2 separate regions of the Homo sapiens genome follow, and region 2 is linked to region 1. The links are chromatin loops, found by intact Hi-C in ENCODE. Cell type or tissue: Caco-2. All regions are shown on one strand. Each heading gives the region's core, and the rest is flanking DNA. Links, peaks and the distances in the headings are about the cores only. Region 1 overlaps USP45 (ubiquitin specific peptidase 45). Region 2 overlaps PRDM13 (PR/SET domain 13).

The links. Hi-C counts contacts between places; a loop is a spot of excess contacts. Peaks named below come from ENCODE experiments on the same cell type or tissue, not always from the same donor. Only the 100,000 strongest peaks of a DNase experiment are listed, where the experiment ranks them.
Region 2: it touches region 1 in a loop (6-fold over the local background); 10 of 110 quality-filtered maps call a loop at or near these places.

The regions. Positions count from the first base shown.
Region 1 is chr6:99,462,163-99,473,214 of GRCh38, forward strand. It overlaps USP45 (ubiquitin specific peptidase 45), which reads right to left. Exons shown (of 18, transcript NM_001346022.3): 10 at 6,375-6,456; 11 at 4,510-4,601; 12 at 2,918-2,974; 13 at 2,442-2,585. Among named protein-coding and RNA genes, the nearest start is that of PNISR, 42 kb to the left of the region's middle. In Caco-2, for the core only: a CTCF peak has its summit at 5,558 (motif pointing right); no DNase peak of the experiment used is centred there.
Region 2 is chr6:99,609,495-99,620,546 of GRCh38, forward strand. It overlaps PRDM13 (PR/SET domain 13), which reads left to right. Exons shown (of 4, transcript NM_021620.4): 4 at 3,539-6,068. The coding sequence ends at 5,265. Among named protein-coding and RNA genes, the nearest start is that of PRDM13, 8.2 kb to the left of the region's middle. RefSeq lists silencers at 4,094-4,313, 5,024-5,073 and an enhancer at 4,480-5,028. In Caco-2, for the core only: a CTCF peak has its summit at 5,347; no DNase peak of the experiment used is centred there; H3K4me3 peaks cover 1,418 bases; H3K27me3 peaks cover 115 bases.

The sequences.
Region 1 (11,052 bases), core at 1,803-9,802:
AGAATAGGTCCAATAAAAAAGTAACAAAAAATATTATATGAAAAAAATTTTCAATAAAGAGTAGGTCCAATTTGTTCAGCACAAGCACAAGTTATATCCATGTGGTGTCCAGATCTTTGAGGTACAGTTTCTATATATCATATATGCATATTCTCAGTTCCTAACCAATACTGTGTGGAAAGTATTTCTCTCATACATTTGGATAGCGGATGTATTAAAACTACTTTGGCCAGTACCACAGAATCTCCTAACTCTTTAAACTAAATAAAAATAAAGAAAAAAAATCACTACACATTTATATTTTAATAACCAGTGCTTTTTAGGGGAATAGCAACACAATTAATGCTTTAACCTTTTCAAACTCTGTAAGATGCTTTGTTTTATACCATTAGAATAAAGCATATGCTCAAATTGAATTTAACTGTCCTATATATCTTATGAAGCAAAATTAGCTTTTATTTATAGAAAACATGTTGTCCTTTCTGAAGTCTTGTGACTTCTAACATAAGTCTTCTAACAGAGTAAGTTAAATTCAGGCCCAGCGCTGTGGCTCACACCTGCAATTCCAGCACTTTGGGAGACCAAGGCAGGTAGATCACTTGAGGTCATCAGGAGTTTGAGACCAGCCCAGCCAACATGACAAAACCCTATCTCTACAAAAAATAACAAAAATTAGCCGGGCATGGTGGTGTGCACATGTAGTCCCAGCTACTTGGGAGGCTGAGGCACAAGAATCACTTGAACCTGGGAGGCTGCAGTGAGCTGAGATCGTGCCACTGCACTCCAGCCTGGCTGGGCAACAGTGTGAGACTCTGTCTCAATAATTAATTAATTAATTAATTAATAGAGTAAGTTAAATTTAATATTAATTTGCCAAATTAATACAAATCATTTCATATAAAAAAGTTTTTTTTGCTGAAGTATAAGTTCAGATTGATTTCTTTCCATTTTCATGGGATAATACAACAGCCAGGTATGTCCCTAGTGAAATAATAGGTCTAGACAATGGTTACAATGATCACCATTTCATGGAATAATTTTCCATTTTCATGGGATAATTCAACAACCAGGTATGTCCCTAGTAAAATAATAGATCTAGACAATGGTTATCAGTGACTGGTAATATCATAGAGAGACATAAAACATTATGTGCATCTAGCTGATGGAAGTATACATGCCACCACCTAAAAGTTTTCTTGCTAAAAATTAAATAAGTAATTAAATCTGAACCTAACTAGGCCTCTAGATCTAAATGTCTCAGAGGAGAAATAAAGGTGACAGAGGAATCTGTTAACACCATGCTGCTGAAAAAAAGGACCTGATTTCTTCAGCAAATAAACTGCAAAGGAGGAAAAAGAGGGAGAGGGAATCTGTAGATGAAAAGAGATTTAAGAGACATGGCAATCATTGGGAGGCTGAGGCGGGTGGATCATGAGGTCAGGATTTCGAGACCAGCCTGACCAACATGGTGAAACCTGGTCTCTACTAAAAATACAAAAATTAGCCGGGTGTGGTGACATGCGCCTGTACTCCCAGCTACTCAGGAGGCTGAGGCAGGAGAATCGCTTGAACCCAGGAGGCAGAGGTTGCAGTGAGCCAAGATCGCGCCACCTGGGCAACAGAGCGAGACTCCATCTCAAAAAAAAAAAAAAAAAAAAAAAAAAAAGAGGCACTGCAATCCATAGACCTCTTTTAAATCCTAAAATCCAAACTTTAGAAAGCAAAATAAAAAACTAAGTACTTATGAGACAACTGCAGAAATTTAAATAATGACTGAATCCTTATTTATTTATAATGAATTAATATTTTTGATATGATAATGGTACTGTGGTTTTTGGTTTTTAAGAGTATCCCTCGGTTAGTGCTGGGCGCAGTGGCTCACTCCTGTAATCCCAGCGCTTTGGGAGGCCGAGGCGGGCAGATCACCTGAGGTCAGGAGTTCGAGACCAGCCTGACCAACATGGTGAAACCCCGTCTCTATTAAAAATACAAAATTAGCCAGGCGTGGTGGCACATGCCTGTAATCCCAGCTACTCAGGAGGCTGAGGCAGGAGAATCGCTTGAACCCAGGAGGCGGAGGCTGCAGTTAGCTGAGATTGCACCATTGCACTCCAGCCTAGGCAACAAGAGCAAAACTCCGTCTTAAAAAACAAACAAACAAACAAAAACTCTCTTGTAGAGATACACATTGAAGTATATGATATATTTGGGATTTATTTCAAAAATAATCTGGGATTATCCAAAAATAGTCTGGGATGGGAGGAAGGGGAGGATGTGGGATATATATAGTTAGTATACAAGTAGCCAAGTTGATAATTATGAAGCCAAAAAATGGGTACATGAGAGTTTATTACACTATGTTCTCTACTTTTAGATGTGCTTGAAACTTTTGTTAATAAACTGTTAAAAAACAGACGTCTAACAGATGCTTATGGTCTTACCTTATCTTTAGATGAAGAATGCTTCTTGGCAGCTCTAGGTTGATGAATATTTTCTATAGTAACATTGCCACTGTATCGATCATGATCTGTCTCCCGTAAACTTCTATATTTATTCATTCTTCCCCAAAGTAAAGGTTTTGAAACCTATGTAAATGCCACATACAGAAACCAAAACCTCTTTAGTAAATAAATTCTGGATGTCCTCATCTTAAAATTTTTGACTGACTTGAAATACAAAAAATTAACAAATTATCAAAATAAAAAGTGTTTAAGAGTTTAAATTCCTTGAGAATAAAAACCATCATACTTTATGCATACTTACACAAACCCCCAAATCAGACTCAATTATGAATACAAACTCAATTATATATAAAAAATAATGACTCTCAGATATCTGGTAATATACTCAACAAATGTTTAAATAAATGATTAAATGTTCTTCACCAAAGCTTCATCATTAGTTTTCTTCTCCTTACCCTTTCTTCTATTATAGGAAGTGAAATATCAATGAATGGATCTTTCACCGTGGAGATCTTAAAAGGAAAACACATTGAAAACTTCAGTTAGAATTCTAATATAAACATACAGTTTTGTAAAGTACAAAGAAATCAAACTTCCCGGGCAACCTAAAATTTTACGTTAAAAACTGTTCCTGAAAAAAATAGCAATTTAATTGGGTATTGCAGCACATTGTTAATCAAAACAAGATATTCTCAAACATCAGTGAATGGTGATCCAATTGAATTTTATATTACTGTCAATATGACTGGCCTGTAATATTTAAAATAACTTAAAAAAACTGTTTAATAAAACAGATTAACTAAAGAGACTAGACATTTTTGGTTAGCTTAGGGCTGTAACATAAGTAAACTATGAAATGTTAAGAAAAAGCCATGAAAAAAAGCAGAGAGCTTGGCTGTGTTTTATAGATTCTTTAAGATAATTTTGTTTTAAAAGATACTCTCTATCTTGTGAGAGAGAAAACAACTTCTGTGTTGAATAGTCTAGAAACTTAAATAATCATGGTCATGCATTCTGTGTTTCAATGTGACAGGCTAGAATGAGATATATTTTATAATCCTGCTTCTTTAAGGCTAGAGAACACAGAAAAATACTCATAATCTGGGACAGGAAAATGAATAAAGGCTCCTTTTACTATTAAAATCTAACAGAAATTTAAACCTATCATACTCTAAGTCATACACTTACAGAAATATTCCTTGCCAAGCAATTGAAAATCTACAAAAAATTCATACATGCTTTAAGTTGTTAAAGATGGCATTCAAAATAAAAATTATTAAGTTCAAAGTGAGTGAAGTCTACACAAAAATCTTTAATACGTCATATAAACTTTAAATCAAAGGTGATATAACCACCCTAAATTATGTTAATACATTAAGTTATTTCTATTGGAATTAGTTTTTTTTTTTTGAAACTGAGTCTCGCTCTGTCACCCAGGCTATAGTGCAGTAGTGCGATCTCGGCTCACTGCAACCCTGCCTGCTGGGTTCAAGTGATTCTCCTGCCTCAGCCTCCCGAGTCATTGGGACTATAGGCACCCACCACCATGCCTGGCTAATTGTTTTGTATTTTTTTAGTAGAGATGGGGTTTCACCATGTTGGCCAGGCTAGTCTTGAATTCCTGACCTCAAGTGATCCGCCGGCCTTGGCCTCCCAAAGTACTGGGATTATAGGCATGAGCCACTGCACCCAGCCTGGAATTACATTTTAGGGCACTGCAACGTAGCACAGTTACTCTCTTCACAGAAGTTTTTCTCTCACTTCAAACAGATAGCTAATGAATTTCAGTATATTAAGATAGGCTAAAACTGCCTCATAGGTGTGTCATGAGGAAAAATAACACAAAAATACATTTACTTTTAAAAATATATAAATTATCACATTTACTTTCTAGGAGTGTAGCGTATAAAAAGACTTTCAAGAATCATTATGTAATCATCTGTCAAATTTTAAAAATGACTGCCAATGATTATATGTGAAAGAAAATATAATAAAAATGATGTGATTGTAATCCATTCCATGCTGAATTGAATTCTAAAGTACCTACATTTGCACATTCTTCACACATGACCGTGCTAGTTAATTCACCAATAAAGATCCGATCTATGAAGTTCATTTTCACACCTTCTTTTCCATATGCTGTAAAAATCATACTTTTTAATGCAAAAAACATGTCAACCATCCATCTAGCAGTATAATAGGCTATCTTCTGGTTATTCAAAAGTAATCTGAATAAGATATTCTGTACTACATTTAATAATACATTTTACTATACATACAACATTCTAAAGTCTTTCTCCTTTACAATTTTGTAGCAGATTTACGACTATCAACTACTTTAGTCTCCAAGAAATAATGAACTATTCTTAAGAGGTAAAACAAAACAACCACTATTCGTACCACACCTCAACCACTCCCATTAAAACTTATAAAACCTCATGTCTAACCAATAAGTACCCAGAAGAATGGAAAAGGAGATTATGCTATCAGGACTACGGATGCCAGGATCACGGCTATGAAAATAACAGTCGTAAAAGGCAAGTGTAAGGAATTAACATAGGTAATTAAGAACTCAAGAACATGGTTATATTTTTAAAAGTTAAAATTATTCTGCTCAGGAAATATTTATAAATTAAAAAAATGCCAATGACTTAGTTTAAAATAACCTGAGGTTGGGAGAAAATGGATTAAACATAAACCATGAACGCAGTTTAAGTTGGGTGACAGATATAAAGGGCTGCATTATGCTATTCTCTCTACTTTAATAAAAATTTGAAACTTTCCATCATAAACCATGGGAGGAAAAAGTATATTAACAAACCTATTCACCCCTCTTTCAAACTTCTTTTTTGAGCCTCTATCTTCAAGTTTCATACAAACAATATTCAAAATCATTTAAAATATTAGAGCACTGAATGACAGAAAACATGTGAATATATCAGTAAACATTAATTAAAATTGTATTTAGAAATACTATAATAATAAAGATATTTCTTCTAGAAAAACTAAAAGGGATTGGAAATAGTACAAAACTGGAAAGAGGGGGAAGAAAAACGGGGCTGTTATTCTAAACATCCACGAGATGGCACTATCTCAACACAAAAGAACAAGGCATATTTGAGCAGCTACGTTTTTTAAAAATCTTGAACCCTTAATTACAATAAAGTGCACAGTAACAATGTGTGTATGTTTGCAAATTATAGACCTGTAGTACATACATTATAAAACCACAAAAACAAAAGTTAGAAAAAAATACAAATAATATTTTTAAATGTCTTCTAAAAATCACTTCATGCTAACATTAGTTAGTATCTCAATGCAGAATATACATTTAGGGCAAGGTATATAAACCCTATATAGTATTGATAATGATAAATAACCAACTTTGATTAGGTAATCATCATTTGGGGCTCATATTTTTATGGATGAATAGCAAACACTAGGAGTAGGCAAAGTGCACTTACACTTGACTTACCAGCACTCTCTTCAATAAACGGTTTATTTGCAGGAGTCTTTGGAGCACTTAAACATTTTGTCTAGTTACATCTAAAAAATATCCATAAATCCATTGATCCAAACACATGTCAAATGATACAATATGATACATATGAACTTCCAAGTGTGGTTGCTACTTTCAACAACCTTTCAAGTTTCCCTTAGAAGACCTCACATAAAGGTATCGGTGTCAATCTGTATACTTGGTATAGCTTTATTCTTATAAATTCACATGAATACATTCTAGCATTTTCTATGTTCCACTAAAGTATTTTTCAGACACTGCAGCAACTACGTCCTCCTTTTAAAGCCACTACTTTGGTGGATTAGTTCACATAATGTTCAGTTCTTTTTCCAACTAAAATAAAATTTTAATATTTTCTTAAAGAAAAAAGTTTTAACAAAGAGTCAACATACCTTTGACTTTTTTTCTAGTTTCATCATCAGCAGTTTTAGTAGTTGGGTTGTTAAATGCTTTTAGAATGCTAGCTTGTATTCGCTGTAAAACAAAGTTAATAGATTCTGGTCTAATAATAGTTAACTCAGGCCTCATCCTCCTAATAAAAGTACTTTCAAACAGCAAGGTACACTGTGGATTTCAGTTCCCTAGTTTGAAAATAAAATGACCAAATTTTTTAAAAAATGTAATTTCTTCCAGGTCTCAAATTCCATGAATAGATTGCTCTAATGTCAAATTTTCCCAAGTAAGAGTCAGAATTTTTACATTTAGGTTCTCTCTTGGATTTAATGTATTTTTATCAGTGTACAAAAAGCAAGCAGCCTAGTCCTGTTGCTTAGCATAAATTAATTTGCCCTCTTTCTTCCTTCTCCCTCTCTCTAAAATGACACTTCTTAATTAGGACCAAAAAAGAAAATAGACCATATGAAATTTATTGTCTATGAAGACCTTTCTATATTAAGAAGCTATCAAGCTGGTTACTATAATCTCTATGCTATGTGGACTACCTCATTTATATACACATATAACTAAAGTCCAAATTTATCAATTAATGTCCATAGCAAGAAGAATCCCCCAAATTTTAATTATGGTTTTACTTGAACTTAGTTGTCAATAATGATTATGTTTTCAGCAGCTCTCAGTAAATGACAAGGTTTATATTAACTATTTCTACATCTCTTGTGTATGTTTTAGGAAAGATCCAATCTCACAGAAAAGTTTCAGAATAAAACTACATACTCCAAGAATAAAACTTAGTAAGTGACCTTTTAACATTAACTATGCCCCTAATTAGTGGATGAATTTTGTCTTCCTAATTCAGATTATGACAGTAGGATGAGGGAAAAGTTTAATTATCTTTCCAAAAAATATATATATAATTAATATATATATAATATATATATATATATTTTTTTTTTTTTTGAGAGTCTTGTTTTGTTGCCCAGGCTGGAGTGCAGTGGTGTAATCACTGCCCACTGCAGCTTTGACTTCTCTGGGTTCAAGTGATCCTACTGCCTCAGCCTCCCAAGTACCTGGGACTATAGGCACACACCATGACACCTGGCTAATTTTTAAAAATTTTTTTGTAGAGATGGGGTTTTGCCATATTGCCCAGGCTGGCCTTGAGCTTCTGAGCTCAAGCAAGCCACCTGCCTCAGCCTCCCAAAGTGCTGGAATTACAGGCATGAGCTGCCACACCTGTTTTTTGTTGTTTGTTTGTTCGTTTTGTAGAGACAGGCTCTTCCTATGTTGCCCAGGCTGGTCTCAAACTCCCAAAGTGCTGGGATTACAGGTGGTGCCTGGTCCTTCCTATCTTTTAATTGGAAAAGATCACTATGATATATTAAGTGAAAAAAGACAAAGTACAAGTTATATATATGGTATATGCCACCTTTTGAATAAGGAAAAAAAGAGCATAAAGGAAGAAAGACAAGAACACGGGATATAAACAATGGCAAAGTCAAAACACAAGAGAGGCAAAGGGATCTCCCAGGAGCATGGTTAGGAGGAATTCCAGAGTGACACCTATACATCAGATATGAGAGGTAAAGAACCCAGATTGGAGCAATGAGACTTATGAATCAGAAATATTGTCAACACCAACATCCCCTTCTGCCATTATAACATGCTTTTAATCTAAGAACACAATATTATATGGAGAAGGAGGTGATCACATTCTTATTCTCGCTCCATGCCCTGCTGCCTGGATAAGCAGAAGACACTCATGACCCCCAGAATTGTTCTGCTGTGTATGATTTATGTTTCTTCTGTGTATGATATATGTTTTTTAACACATCCTCCTCCAACAATTGTGAAACCGAGTTTCACTTATTACTAACTGGCCTGTGATTAACACATTATATTTCCTATAACTGTTCACTGTCCTCAAGCATATTTTGAAAATTAATACAAGATTCAAAACACTTAAATATTTTACAAAGTAGGGGATAAAAGCAAACATAAAGCAATTCATACCGTGTGACACAAGTCCTGAAATACACTTATATACTATAAAGAAATCAAACAATAAAATGTCTCCCAGAAGCTATTAAATACTGAAATAATCTCCAATTCAGACTCAATAAATTTGAAAGTTGATATAATTCAGACATTGTCTAAGCTAAAGTTGGCTTTTACACCTTGAAAAAAGAATTTATTGAACTAAAGTAAGCAAATTGGAATTGTGTAAATTCCATGCAGGAGAAATATTTAATGAACTTAAATGAAAAATTCCAATAAATACCAATGTTCACTCGCAAATATTTCAGATAATCATAACATTTCAAACAACTCAAGAGAAATACTTCTAACTCAACTCAGTCTGTAAATTTATCCTACAATTTAAACATTTTACTAATTCAGACATGATTTTTGATATGATTTAATGAAACTTTGCTATATATCCTGAAATGTCATATCACTCAAAAGAAGCTAAGAAGTTACCAATTCAAGCAGCAGGAAAAAAGCTAAAAAGCTGTGATTACACTCTAAAAAGAGTAAAATGAAATTGTTTACATTATTAACTTTTAAATATTAGACTTTTGCTTTTTAATTTTGATCCTAACCGTGAATTTATATTCTCTACTCCAAACTGTTTAAAAGTCAATTAATAGGTAATTCATCAAGTTGAGGAAAATAAATGAGTTTACGTCCATATACAATTCCTCATTGTTAAGAGTTGTGCTTTGAACAATTTAGGTTAAAAGAAAGATACATACTTTGGTCAGGGAGCTGTTAATAACTGTAGCACTTAATCAATTAGCAGTATCAAGGTTCAACTATTTCAGATCTCCACCTTATACTTTAAAAACAAGAATGAAAATAATGTACAGTTTTAGCTGAGATATTCTGTCTTTAAAATAATTCTAACCAAAAATATATTACAGTAATAAATCTTGAAGATAATAAAAATATAGTATCATTAATTTAGTGACTGTGCAAATTAAAAGGAAAAAACAAAGAAGCATAAATGTATAAATTAAAAAGACTGCCTTATAAAAGAACTACTTCTAGGAAATTTGATTTTGTACATGAAAAATTTACAATTTCTGCACAAATGATCCTTTAAGTACTATATTCAGCAAGAGTATATTCCTCAATGTTGTAGTTCAGAAAAGACTTTAATGAAACCATATGAAAGGAGGTCAGTAGTTTTTCATCATTACTAAAAGATTCTGGTGGCAGACATAACACTGTAGCCTTCCTTCAATCAAGAAACACATGGCAGTGACACCCTACAACAACAGCATGATTAACAGCTGTGGAGTTCCCAGGCCAGACAATGCAGCTCCTGCCCTGATACTGTAGCTGACCGTCAGGACTGTCCTCGCTTATGAAATTGAATAGATCCACAGACTTGACATTTTAATTTTACTGCACCATTTAAAGCCTTCAAATAGTGCAAGAAAGATAAGAGCTTTCAAAACCAATGTGTCCTGCTGGGCTGCCTAAGATACTGTGCATCCCAATGCACCATTACGACTAAACAATAATTTAATTATAACAAAGACTGCTATCAAATTATAGAGGTAAAACAGAAAAAAGTGACAGGGATATATTTTACTTTTTTTATAATATCAACAGAAAAAAAACCCCAAGACATAATTTTAATCCATTCACATGACTTTTAACTTCACTTACTAATTTTTTTTTTTTTTGAGAACGTGTCTCACTCCCTCACCCAGTCTAGAGTGCAGTGCCGCGATCACAGCTCACTGCAACCTCCACCTCGAGTTCAAGCAACTCTCCTGCCTCAGTCTCCTGAGTAGCCAGGATTACAGACACGCATCACCATGCTTGGCTAATTTTTGTATTTTTAGTAGACACGGGGTTTCACCATGTTGGCCAAGCTGGTCTCGAACTCCTGACCTCAGGCGATCTGCCCACCTCAGCCTCCCAAACTGCTGGGATTACAGGAATGAGCCACCATGCCCAGCCCACTTACATAATTTTTAATTCCATTTAATGATACATGACCACCACATAGTAAACGTATTCCTGCAAATCATGGGGAAAAAAATAATTCTAGCAATTGATAAATCTGAATTAATCTTAAAGTAACTCATATCATCTGTAGGCCCATTTATTGTTCACAATACAAAAAGCAACCTGTTCCCACCGTGCCAACATGCATCTACCCCTCAACAAGAAGAGCAATATACCATAATTATTGAATCCAATTTAATACTTTTACAAATAGTAAAATAATTGTGGTTACATTTTAAATAGCAGACTTAAAATCATTATTTCTACTGACTACAGATGTCCAAGCATTTAAACTTCAATCAGCAGTATTTTATAGAATTAGAAAGATCATTAGTTTGGGAGTCAGAAAGACTTGAGTTTGAAGCTCAACTCTAAGTATCAGTTCCTAGCTCTAAGAAAATGTGATCAAATACTAGCTAGGGGACTACGCTAATATCCTCAATGGTTAACTAATTATAAATCTCTTTTTTTTTTTCTTTTTTAGACACAATGTAGGTAAAACAACACAGTATTATCCTGTCGGTTTATTAGTTTATTCAAATACAACATATTCAAAATAATTGCAAATCACAAAGAAACTAGCTAGTATAACATATAAGAATAATTATTTTGATTTCTTCCCAATTCAAATTCTCAAAAAAAAGTTGCGTT
Region 2 (11,052 bases), core at 1,289-9,288, 150 kb after region 1:
TCTGGCTCACAATGGCAGGGGAAAAAGTAGGCTCTATGAACTTAATGGGGCCATCCTTTTTCTGTTGCATATTCAAACAGACCATTATTTACTCAATTAAAATAAAAAAAATTAGGCGCGGTAGCTCACACCTGTAATCCCAGCACTTTGGGAGGCCGAGGTAGGAGGATCACTTGAGGCTAGGAGTTCGAGACCAGCCTGGGCAACATAGTGAGACCTCTGTCTCTACAACAAAAAAATAATTAGCCAGGTGCGGCGGTACATGCCTGTAGTCTTAGCTACTCAGGATGCTGAGGCAAGAGGATCACTTGAGCCCAGGAGGTCAAGGTTCCAGTGAGCCGTAATGTTACCACTGCATGCCAGCCTGGGTGACAAGTGAGACCCTGTCTCAAAATAAATAAATAAAAATAAAAAATAAAAAAGGAGCCTTAAGTTGTTGTTACAGTAATTACATCATGAGTTCCACAGAGTATAACTCAAACCTGGAATGCTTTTACAAAGTCCATGGACATTTCTTCTCCACTGGCTTTCCAGGAGAGCAGTGCATTTCTACAGCATTTTAGAAGTATTACGGTACTTACAGCTGGTCAGTTGGCAGGTACTGAGACCCTTCCATTTAAGTGGCATTTATTCATTTCCCCTTGCCTACTTAAGTTGAATCTGGGATGTATCCCAGTTTCTTCTCAGATTTATTTGATCCCTTCAAAGCCAAGAGCGGATTTATGCAAATTAAGGTGCAGTAACTAAACAGAAAAACATTTTTAAACCTACCCTTGAACACTGAAGAACACTTCCTGTGGAAAGAAGTCTAGGAGGTGCTAGAATAGTTGAGGTTTTGGAGACTTCCTTTTCACACACAAAGCTTCCATGGCTTTTTTTCTTTGACAATTGTCTGTAATTTCTCCTAAAGACACATTTAACATCAAAATAATGAATGCTGTGAAATATTCTAACATGCTGTCTTCCTGAATTGCCTGCTCAATCTCATCCCTTTAGAAATAGGTTTAGAGAAATCAATACAAGTATGTGAATTAGGAAACACTTCATGAATAACACAGAATGAAGTTTATTCAAAACAATGAATCACTTTAAAGTATCATCGTCCTCTGTAAGTTAATTCTGTTTATTTTGTAGGTATAGTATTCAAATTATCCTAAAATAGTTTGTTCCTTGCATCACATTATATTACATTCTCTTGTCAACTTCTTCCAGTAAAAAGAGAAGTATAATAAAAGCCACATAGTGGAGAACTCTCAAATCTGCCACTATAGAATTTGGCGGGCCACTAACCTTTAGAAGCCAGCCATTTCTACAGAGAACACCCTTTCTTAGGTAGTCCCAAATAGTACAAAAGCAACTGGAATAGCGGTCCTTGTGTTTTCCTTTCAGCCAATTGAGCTTATAAACATCATATGGTAACAGATGTCAAAATAAACATTTTTTTTTTCTGGAGGTGAGAAGGCATGGGTGATTTTGAACCCTGACTTCCCCAGCTTGGAGAAGTTTGAACTCTTGACCACCTTAGAGTTACATGAAGAGGAGGCAGTCACTTGTTAAATGTATTTGATACTCTTGGCATGATTTGGATCTCAGAGTCTGGAGAATATGTCAGTTAGGATAACTGAAAAAAAGTATATATTAAACGTATGCTGCTTAAAGCTTGGAAAGAGGAAGAAATAAATAGGGATGGCTGCTATCCTCCTAATACTAGCTAACTTCAGTGGGTTTCAATTTCATAGTAAGATGGAGGAAAATACTGCCCCCTCATTTTAAGAAAAAAGCTTATGTGGCTTTGCATTGAGCTGAGTCATTCTGCGGCAGACTCTGAAAACTCCCTCTTTCAAAAGGGGTGATGAGAGAGAGAAAGGCTCTGAAGTTAGAAGGAAGTTATTTAAGACAACATACCCACCAAGAGAACCCAGGAGGTCTATTCTCTCTTTTTTTCACGATTCATTTTACATGAATGTTCAGTACAAGGTAACAGAATATTGAAATGGTTTTATCTAAGACTTCTATAAACGATTAGGGTAGGGTGTCATAGGCAAATACTCTTCTCCCATTTTTCTTTCTGCTCTCCTTGGACTCAGTTGGAATGCAGTGCTTATCACTTGAGTTTTCACAGGTCTTATGGGGTAGGGGTGGGAGCTACTTGTGTTATGCAAACCCAGAAGTTAATATACATAAAGGGAAGAAGATCTGGAATTCTTCCCTATTGTTATTTCTGTAGTAATATTTCAGAAGTTTGAGCTGCTCATATATGCAGAGGGAGAATTTAACTTTCCTGTTAAATTTTATGAGACTGATGTATATTTTGGATATTTCCTTGCGGTTCAACTAACTTCTTTCTCAGACATCTTTCCCTTCAGTATTATCAATCAACCACATTTTAAAAGAAACCCAACTGCAAGATCATTTCTCTCTACAGCAGTAATATGACCCTTTTAAGTGGAAATTAACTTCTAGTATGTGATCAGAATGTCTCATATATGTGTCTCTTGATTGTGTTCACAAACTCGGGCAAAATGAATAAACTAATGCTAATAATACTAAACACATAAAAAGATTTCACACCAAACACGTATATAGTGCCCGGTAGAGAATTCTGCACTTATTAAAAGCTGAGTATCTATATTTATTTATCGATCTATATCATTTATATATATTCATATAATAAAAAACTAATATATTTTCTCCAAAGACTTTACTAAGCTTGGATTTGTGCAGCTATCTAGGAGTTAATTAATTACCAAGTGGCAGACAAGACAAGACAATGCAACATCATCCTTCTTAGATTATCATCACCCTTTTTAGAGTATCAGGGCATAAGAATTTTTTCTTTTCTCCCAGCAAATTAAATGGTGTTAAAGAGGAAATAAAGATACAAATAATTTTGAAGAATGGCAAATCATAGTCCCTATGTGGTCCTTCAGTTGGTCACGCTCCAGGAAAACCTCAGGCAAAGTGTTTAAGGCTGGAAGGGGGTGGAATGGGTGGGTAGGGGACACAAAAGACATTGTCCTGTGAAAAGGAATGATTACATATGGCCTATACATACAGGATATTGTCTCGCCTGGTAATGAGGCGCTCACGACCATTAGATTGGTCTTTGTTCAGCTTATCCAAACTCCTTGACATACGCCACCTATTCTGCAAACGCCAACAGATGGGCCCAGGCACTGCACAGCCTCAACACTTGATTTAAAGCAACAGCTGCTCTTTGCTCTTACACGGCCAGCCTGCCTGAGTGCTGCCCTTCCAACGAAGATTTTGCTCGGATGGCCTGGAGGAAGTCTTCGTTGGAAAGGCCCCGTCACCTTTTTTGGCCTCCGAGTAGTCCCAGAGGATGGAGACACTGATAAGGATTGGCCATTTGGGGCTTTTCGGGGTCCTCGATACAGTAGGGCTACCGAACTTATATTTCACCCTCTCCCCACACCGCTAGTCGAAACTTGGGCTTTGCCTTGGGTGCACTGGCGCTTTCTTTATGTCTCGCTTGTTCGCCTCTCACCGGGTCGCTTTTCCATTCTTTCTTGCCCAGGGGAGGAGCGCTACATCTGCTGGTACTGCTGGAGGACGTTTAGATACCCCAACAGCCTTAAGGCACACCTGCGTTTCCACTGCGTGTTCAGCGGCGGTGGAGGCGGCGCCTTCCTGCACCACGAACACGCGGCTCGCCAAGGCGCCGTCCCAGCGGCTGATGGCCTCGGTCTCTCCCCAAAACCCCCGGCGCCCGATTTCGCCGCGCCTTCCCAGGCAGGAACTTTGCGACCCCACCCCCTGGGCCCGCCACCAGTTCAGGCCTGCGGTGCGCGGGAGGGCATCAAGCGCGAGGCCTCTTCCGCGCCCTCGGCCACCTCGCCGACCCCAGGCAAGTGGGGGCAGCCCAAGAAGGGCAAGGAGCAGCTGGACCGTGCCCTGGACATGAGCGGAGCCGCCCGAGGACAAGGGCACTTCCTCGGCATCGTGGGCGGCTCCTCGGCGGGGGTCGGCAGCCTGGCTTTCTACCCCGGCGTGCGCTCAGCTTTCAAGCCCGCCGGCCTAGCGAGGGCGGCGGCGGCCGCTCACGGCGACCCCTACCGGGAGGAGAGCAGCAGCAAGCAAGGAGCCGGCCTCGCTTTGGGCAGGCTGCTGGGCGGGGGCCGGGCGTGCGGGCGCCCCGGGAGCGGGGAGAACTCGGCGGCGGGCGGCGCGGGTCACCACCATCACCACCACGCGCACCACCACCACCATCCCAAGTGCCTGCTCGCTGGGGACCCGCCGCCGCCGCCGCCGCCTGGCCTGCCCTGCTCTGGGGCCCTGCGCGGCTTCCCTCTGCTCTCCGTCCCCCCGGAAGAGGCGTCCGCCTTCAAGCACGTGGAGCGCGCCCCGCCCGCAGCCGCCGCGCTGCCAGGAGCGCGTTATGCGCAGCTGCCCCCTGCGCCGGGGTTGCCCCTCGAGCGCTGCGCGCTGCCGCCCCTCGACCCGGGCGGTCTCAAAGCCTATCCGGGTGGTGAGTGCAGCCACCTGCCCGCCGTCATGCCGGCCTTTACAGTCTACAACGGGGAGCTGCTCTACGGCTCACCGGCCACCACCGCTTATTACCCGCTCAAATTGCACTTCGGCGGGCTGCTGAAGTATCCGGAGTCCATCTCCTACTTCAGCGGGCCTGCAGCGGCCGCCCTAAGCCCCGCCGAGCTGGGGTCGCTGGCCAGCATCGACCGAGAGATCGCCATGCACAATCAGCAGCTGTCCGAGATGGCTGCCGGGAAGGGTCGCGGACGCCTGGACTCGGGGACGTTGCCACCGGCCGTCGCGGCGGCGGGAGGCACCGGGGGCGGCGGCAGCGGAGGCAGCGGCGCAGGTAAGCCCAAGACCGGCCACCTGTGCCTCTACTGTGGCAAGCTGTACTCGCGCAAGTATGGGCTCAAGATCCACATGCGGACGCACACGGGCTACAAGCCACTCAAGTGCAAAGTCTGTCTGCGGCCCTTCGGCGACCCCAGCAATCTCAACAAGCACATCCGGCTGCACGCCGAGGGCAATACGCCCTACCGCTGCGAGTTCTGCGGCAAGGTACTTGTGCGCCGCCGGGACCTGGAGCGACATGTCAAGTCCCGCCACCCTGGCCAGAGTCTGCTCGCCAAAGCGGGCGACGGCCCGGGTGCCGAGCCCGGCTATCCCCCGGAGCCTGGGGATCCCAAGAGCGACGACAGTGACGTGGACGTCTGCTTCACAGACGACCAGAGCGACCCCGAGGTTGGGGGCGGCGGGGAGCGCGACTTGTAACGAGTCTTCCCGGGAAGGGGCGGGGTGAGGACAGAGAGGAGTCGAGGGTTTATTCTCGCAGTAGAGGAACTCCTGGTGGTGGGAAGAGGGACCCAATGGACAAAACCGTTTTTGTTTTTGAGAGGGCGCCAGATTTGAAACAGTGAGAGGTCCCACATCTGGTGCTGAAACTCAGAGCAACAGTTCAGAGGTGGCGTAAATCTGGCCACCTGGAGAGCTCGAGTGCCACCAGTACCTCCGCACCCCGGGCCTCTGGACTTCTTGGATGAGCTCACCCTGAACCGCCCAGGCGGTCTGCTCTTGGTGTTCAGAATCACATCAATGCGAACGTCACAGCGCCTTCGAGGGCGCAGATTTTAACTGCCACGTATTTTTAAGTTGTACTTTTCTGTGGAGGAAATTGTGCCTTTTGAAACGACGTTTTGTGTGTGTATTTCACGTTAGCATTTCATTGCATAGGCAAAACACTAGTCACAATTGGGTAGATGTGACATCCATATACTTGTTTACATTTTATCTGTTCTCATGTCAAAGACTACTCCTTGCCCCATTGAATATATAGTGGTAGCAGGTGTACAAATTGGTCAAGTTGCAATTATTTATGAGAAAATAATGATAAATGTAAAATATCTAAAGCATGAATCTAAGAGCACGCAATATATAATTTTAAAGAAAATATTCTATTTGGTAGAATACAAATGTGGTGTGTGTTGTTTTATAATGACTGCTGTACAGTGGGTATAGTATTTTGGTTTTGGTTCCAGATTGTGCAATCTTTAAGAAAAATAAAGATACAAACGAGAGTTTTGTTCACTTAGTGATTTCAGCAGATATTTTAAAGAAGTAGTTTAATTTGAAAACAATTTGCGAGGAGACTGCATAATAAAATAAATCATTGGAGACTTGAATACTTTGAGTATTCATAAAATAATGTTAAGCAGTGTTGTATTATAACAGGGAAATATACCATTTTCAATATGTGCATTTCACAGGCTCCCAAACATCAGGCAAAACAATTGTTTCCTAAAACTATTGTTAATCATGCTAAATGTTTTCATGTTTACTGAAAGAAGTTCATGACCTTCAAGAAGAAAAAACCCACATATTGTCAAAAAAAAAGTATGGAACTGTAGAATCACTATTTCTTGTTGTGCTCCATTTTGACAGAACTTTCCTTGGGAAGCAAGAAAGGAAACTTGCTCAGTGTCTTTTATGATTCATATATTTTATTATTAATTCAACAAATACTAAAGGAGGGTCTGTTTTGTTGGAAGTGCTGATCTATTTGCTTTACTCATAAGTTTCTTTTTCCCATGTACTTCTTCCAATGGTCTTCTGCTGTCAGTATTGGTCCTATCTTACAGAAAAGAAAGCATACTCTTTAAGGACACTGGGGTGCCCATAATTAGAACAGCAAAATTAGAAGCAATGACTATATTTACTGGTTTTAAAAAAATGCTAGCTAATGGGCAGATATCATAAAGAATATAATTTTGTTGACTAAAATTGGAAAGCACCCATCTTCCTCCCCATATACACTCTGGGGAGGATTTCACTGTAGAAAGTGGAGGATCAGTCAACCTCTTAGCTAAGGGCAGGTACCCGAAGGGCCCATGTCTGCAGCACTTTTCAGAGATCAGTTTGAAGATTCTGGCGAGTCACCCAAGGGTCTGGATGTGACTCTGATAATTTAACTCAGTTAAAAATGCCCATTATTTTCTGAATCCTGAATGATTTGCAAGTCTTCACCTTTCTTCCTGTTGGCAACACTGCTTTAGTCAGCCGGTGGCTGGCAGGAACATTTTCTGGCACATCACAGCAGGGGGGCATGGATAGGGGAGGGCATGTGATTTCTATTGGTGGTGATCTGCAAGATTTCTTCTATGAGAAAATGTATGCTAGGAATTATAGGTTTTTAGTGTCAGCTGACCAGAAAATGTTTCACTTTGTAAAAGAAAGCTAACAGAGAGAGAGAGAAAAAAAAACTATCAACATGTAAATATGGTGACAAAGATACTACCATTTATTGAGGACCTATACTGTGCCAGGTTCTTATGCAACTTGCAGCTCTTTCCTTTCCATGGAGGAGGACCATCAGCTTGCCCCACCAGGTTCACAGTTCATCACACAGAACTAGAAGTGAATTAAAGCATCTGCCTGCTAAATCACCTCCAAGAGCCCAGAGCTTCTTGCTGCCTGCTTAGTATTGTGGTCCTGCCCTTAGAAGCAATTATTGCTTCAAACCAAATCGTCCACTATAGAAGAATATTGGAAAAGCTTTTCTGAAATCAGAGCATATGAGTTCTTAAGGAAAGTGACAAAGGCTGCCCAGATTTGAAACATGGGAAACATTTTATCAGCTATAACAGTATTGCCCCCTTCTCCCATTTTCTGGCTCAGTACCAACTCCTGTAACTTCTGAAAATAGCTCATAAAAATAAATTAAAAATAAGCCGGTGGCAGTGGCTCATGTCTGTAGTTTCAGCAACTCAGGAGGCTGAGGCAGAAGGCTAGCTTAAGCCCAGGAATTCAAGGCTGCAGTGTGCTATGATCATGTCTGTGAATAACTACTGCACTCCAGCCTGGGCAACATAGTGAGACCCCATCTCAAAAAATAAACCTAAAATTAGTTTGGTTAAAGGATATACATTTAGAATTTAATAAAACAAAGGACCCAGTATTCTGTTTCCCCTTTGTGAATTGATATCTTCTAGACGTTGTTAAAATAGATTCCAATACAAAAAAATTGAACAAAGTGTCTCTTAATCAAAAGTCATGTGTAATTCTCCATAGGTTGCCTCAATAACCCATGTATTTGTTCATGTATGTGCATAATATCATACATAATGCCATTATTCATTTTAATGACAAAGTCATATCAGTGATATACAATCAGGAACAATAACATTGTTTATTTTAAGTGCCTCAGTTGAATTAGTGTTTCTCAGATTATTTCTTTCTGTTTCCTATCCCCTTCTCTCTTCTCCCTGCCACCCACCATTCAACTCTTCTTATCTTGGTGACCACAACTAACTTTGAGGGTTATGCTAATGCCACTGGAAGTTTCTGGGATTCTAACTGAATATTTTGTACCAAAAATTTTTTTTAAAAGATAGGAGGTGTATTCATTTTCTTTAGAAGTGAAAGACTCTAGATTGCTTGAACCTAGTTAGTTTGGGCATTAAACTGTTTTGTTAACCTAAATACCTCAGACAGACCTGGGTTCTAGTCCTGCCTCTGTCACTTAGTAGCTTTGCATCTTGGGCCAGTTTCTCTATTGCCTCAATTTCCTCACTTGTAAAAATAGGGCGAAATAAGCAATAGGATAGTTGTGAACATCAAATGAGTTAACGCAGGCCAGCAGCTCAGATCACACCTGACGCATAGTGAGCTATCAAACGATATATATATTTTTAAAAAACCCTAAATTCTAGCAACTCTTTGTGTTTTCATTTCGAAGATATCAACCTAAGGAGATAAGGGTTGATAGCCTTGTATAACACTAGCATCTTTTTGCAGAACACTCTCCTCTTGGTTCACTTCTAGCCCCCAACTCACATCAGCTTCAGTAAATAAAGGCTTTCCATGCTTTTGCTAAGGAAAGACTTCTTCAGACCTCTTCCTTCTCAGGCCATCTTTCCATTTTAAGCTGAGACAAAGGTTCGAATAGTTCATAGAGGTCAATTGCGTGGTAAAAATAATTCTCGTTTGTTTTCACTAATTTTTGAAAAGCTTGGCTGGGCATTGAGGGATGAGCTTAAGCAGAAGAACGCAGCGGAGGTGAGCGCGCGTGCATGTCTTCCTGAGCCGAGCATAAGCCGCAATTCCGCAGGACTCTACTCAGGGAAAAGTATATTTGACGTCTAGACTCTGAGGGAAGGACGGGAGTGGCTAGAACTACCGTTTGGCGGAGTTACGGGAGTAGTGATAACACTGCTGGTGGGGTTCCAGAGCCGAGAGGGCGGTGATTGGTTGAGCCGCGTTACTCCGAGCGCTCCCATTGGTGCATTCCTTGGAGCCAGGGTTGCTATTGGTGGCGAGCTGGCCGCGGCGAAAGAACCCCGGCCGCTTGGGCTAGTGCGGCGGCGGCCAGGCGGAGCCGGAGGTGAGAGTGCGAGCAGCGTCCTGTGGCGTGGCGACCCCTGGGCTCACAGCCTCGCGCTCCCTGGGCTCACAGCCTCGGGCTCCCTGGACTCACAGCCTCGCCCTCCCTGGGCTCACAGCCTCGCGCTCCCTGGGCTCACAGCCTCGCGCTCCCTGGGAATAGGGGTTTCTGGGGTCTTGTTGGGGCAGAGGTGCGGGAGTCTCGCCGCGTTTAGGTGGACAGTCCAGGAGTCCTGCTGGAGAGGAGGACCTGGGAAGACCCGCGATGCCGGCAGGAGGACGGGAGAGTTTCAGGCGTAACTGGTCTTTGTGGAAACCGCCCGACCCCGCTGTGGAGGGGAGCTGCGGCACCCGCGCCGTGCGCTCTCGCCATCTGCCGCCTTCCCAACGGGAAGAGGGCAGAGGCGCCGGCGCCATCGCGAGGTCAAGCGTGACCCTTGGCCACCCAGGTGTGAGTTGTGAAGAGGAGGACTCATCAGACGGCTGGGCCAACGTGTTTAGTTCCAGAAGGAGCGTGGCGCTCGCTCTGGGCTCGGCGACCTCCCTACAAAAGATGAAAGGAGGGCTTCTGTCATATGCGACTGTAGTTTAATTCAAATTAAGCCGTTGTACCACAGACAACTTGTTAATGCCTTTAGCTTGCAAACCCTCCAAGAGTCCTTCAAAAAGGGACCGAAAGTGGGTGGACTACACATATGCATGTAACCCCTCTGAAGGCACTAGCTTTATTTCAAGTACATTTTAATTATTTAAAGTTTAACGTTTCATGTAAATGGCCAATAAAGACGAAATCATGAGTTCATTAAAGAATATAAAAGTCAGATTTTTTGGTAATTTGAGTTAAACAGATTAAGAGAAATGTTTTCAAGTAGAGTGAGGAAACTACTAAAAATGAAATAAATATCCAAACATCATGAGCGTTCTCTACTTTTTTTCTATCCATATATACTTTTGCATAATTTGATATTGCAGGAAATGGCTGCAAATACAAATTTTCTATTCTTAATGCTGGTAGTGCAGCAGTTTTCCTGAAAGTTACTTTAAGTAGAGAATGACTTTCATGGCAAGTTGTATTTGAGTGGGAGACACTTAAATCTAGTGATTTGAGTAGAAAGCCTTAGGTGGAAATGTCTTATGTGACAGGAGATATAGTGGAGATAGATGCAATAGCAGATGGCTTTACATAACAGCGAAGGTCAAAGATTGTTTTTAATCTTGTTTAAATCCCTGGAAAAAAAAGGCAGAGAGATAAGATTCTGTACTTGACACTGAGCAGTGGATTCCTGAATTGTCACCTTAAGGGAAATGGAGACGTGACCAGGTCGGATTCAAGCTCTCTTGAGGGCATTGGACTGTAGCAGCACACATCTGTGAGCAGCAAAATGCTTTCAGGTATGCTAAAAGTCAATCCAATGAGAAACAAGTCAATGTAGGATGTCGCATTTTATAAGCTTATTTGTGATTTTTCAGAAAGCAAGAGAAAGAAATGCCTTAGCAACCAAGAGGATGTAGAGAAAAGAAAATACATCAGAGGGTTTATGGGATAGGCTTTCGGAATTATTTAAAGCTAACATGCTGAAATGTGATCTCAGGGTACTGGCATTGCCATCTATAGGTGCTTGTATATATACTATGCCCTACATTGGTTTCTAAATCAATTTGTTTATTATTGTATTGAATTAG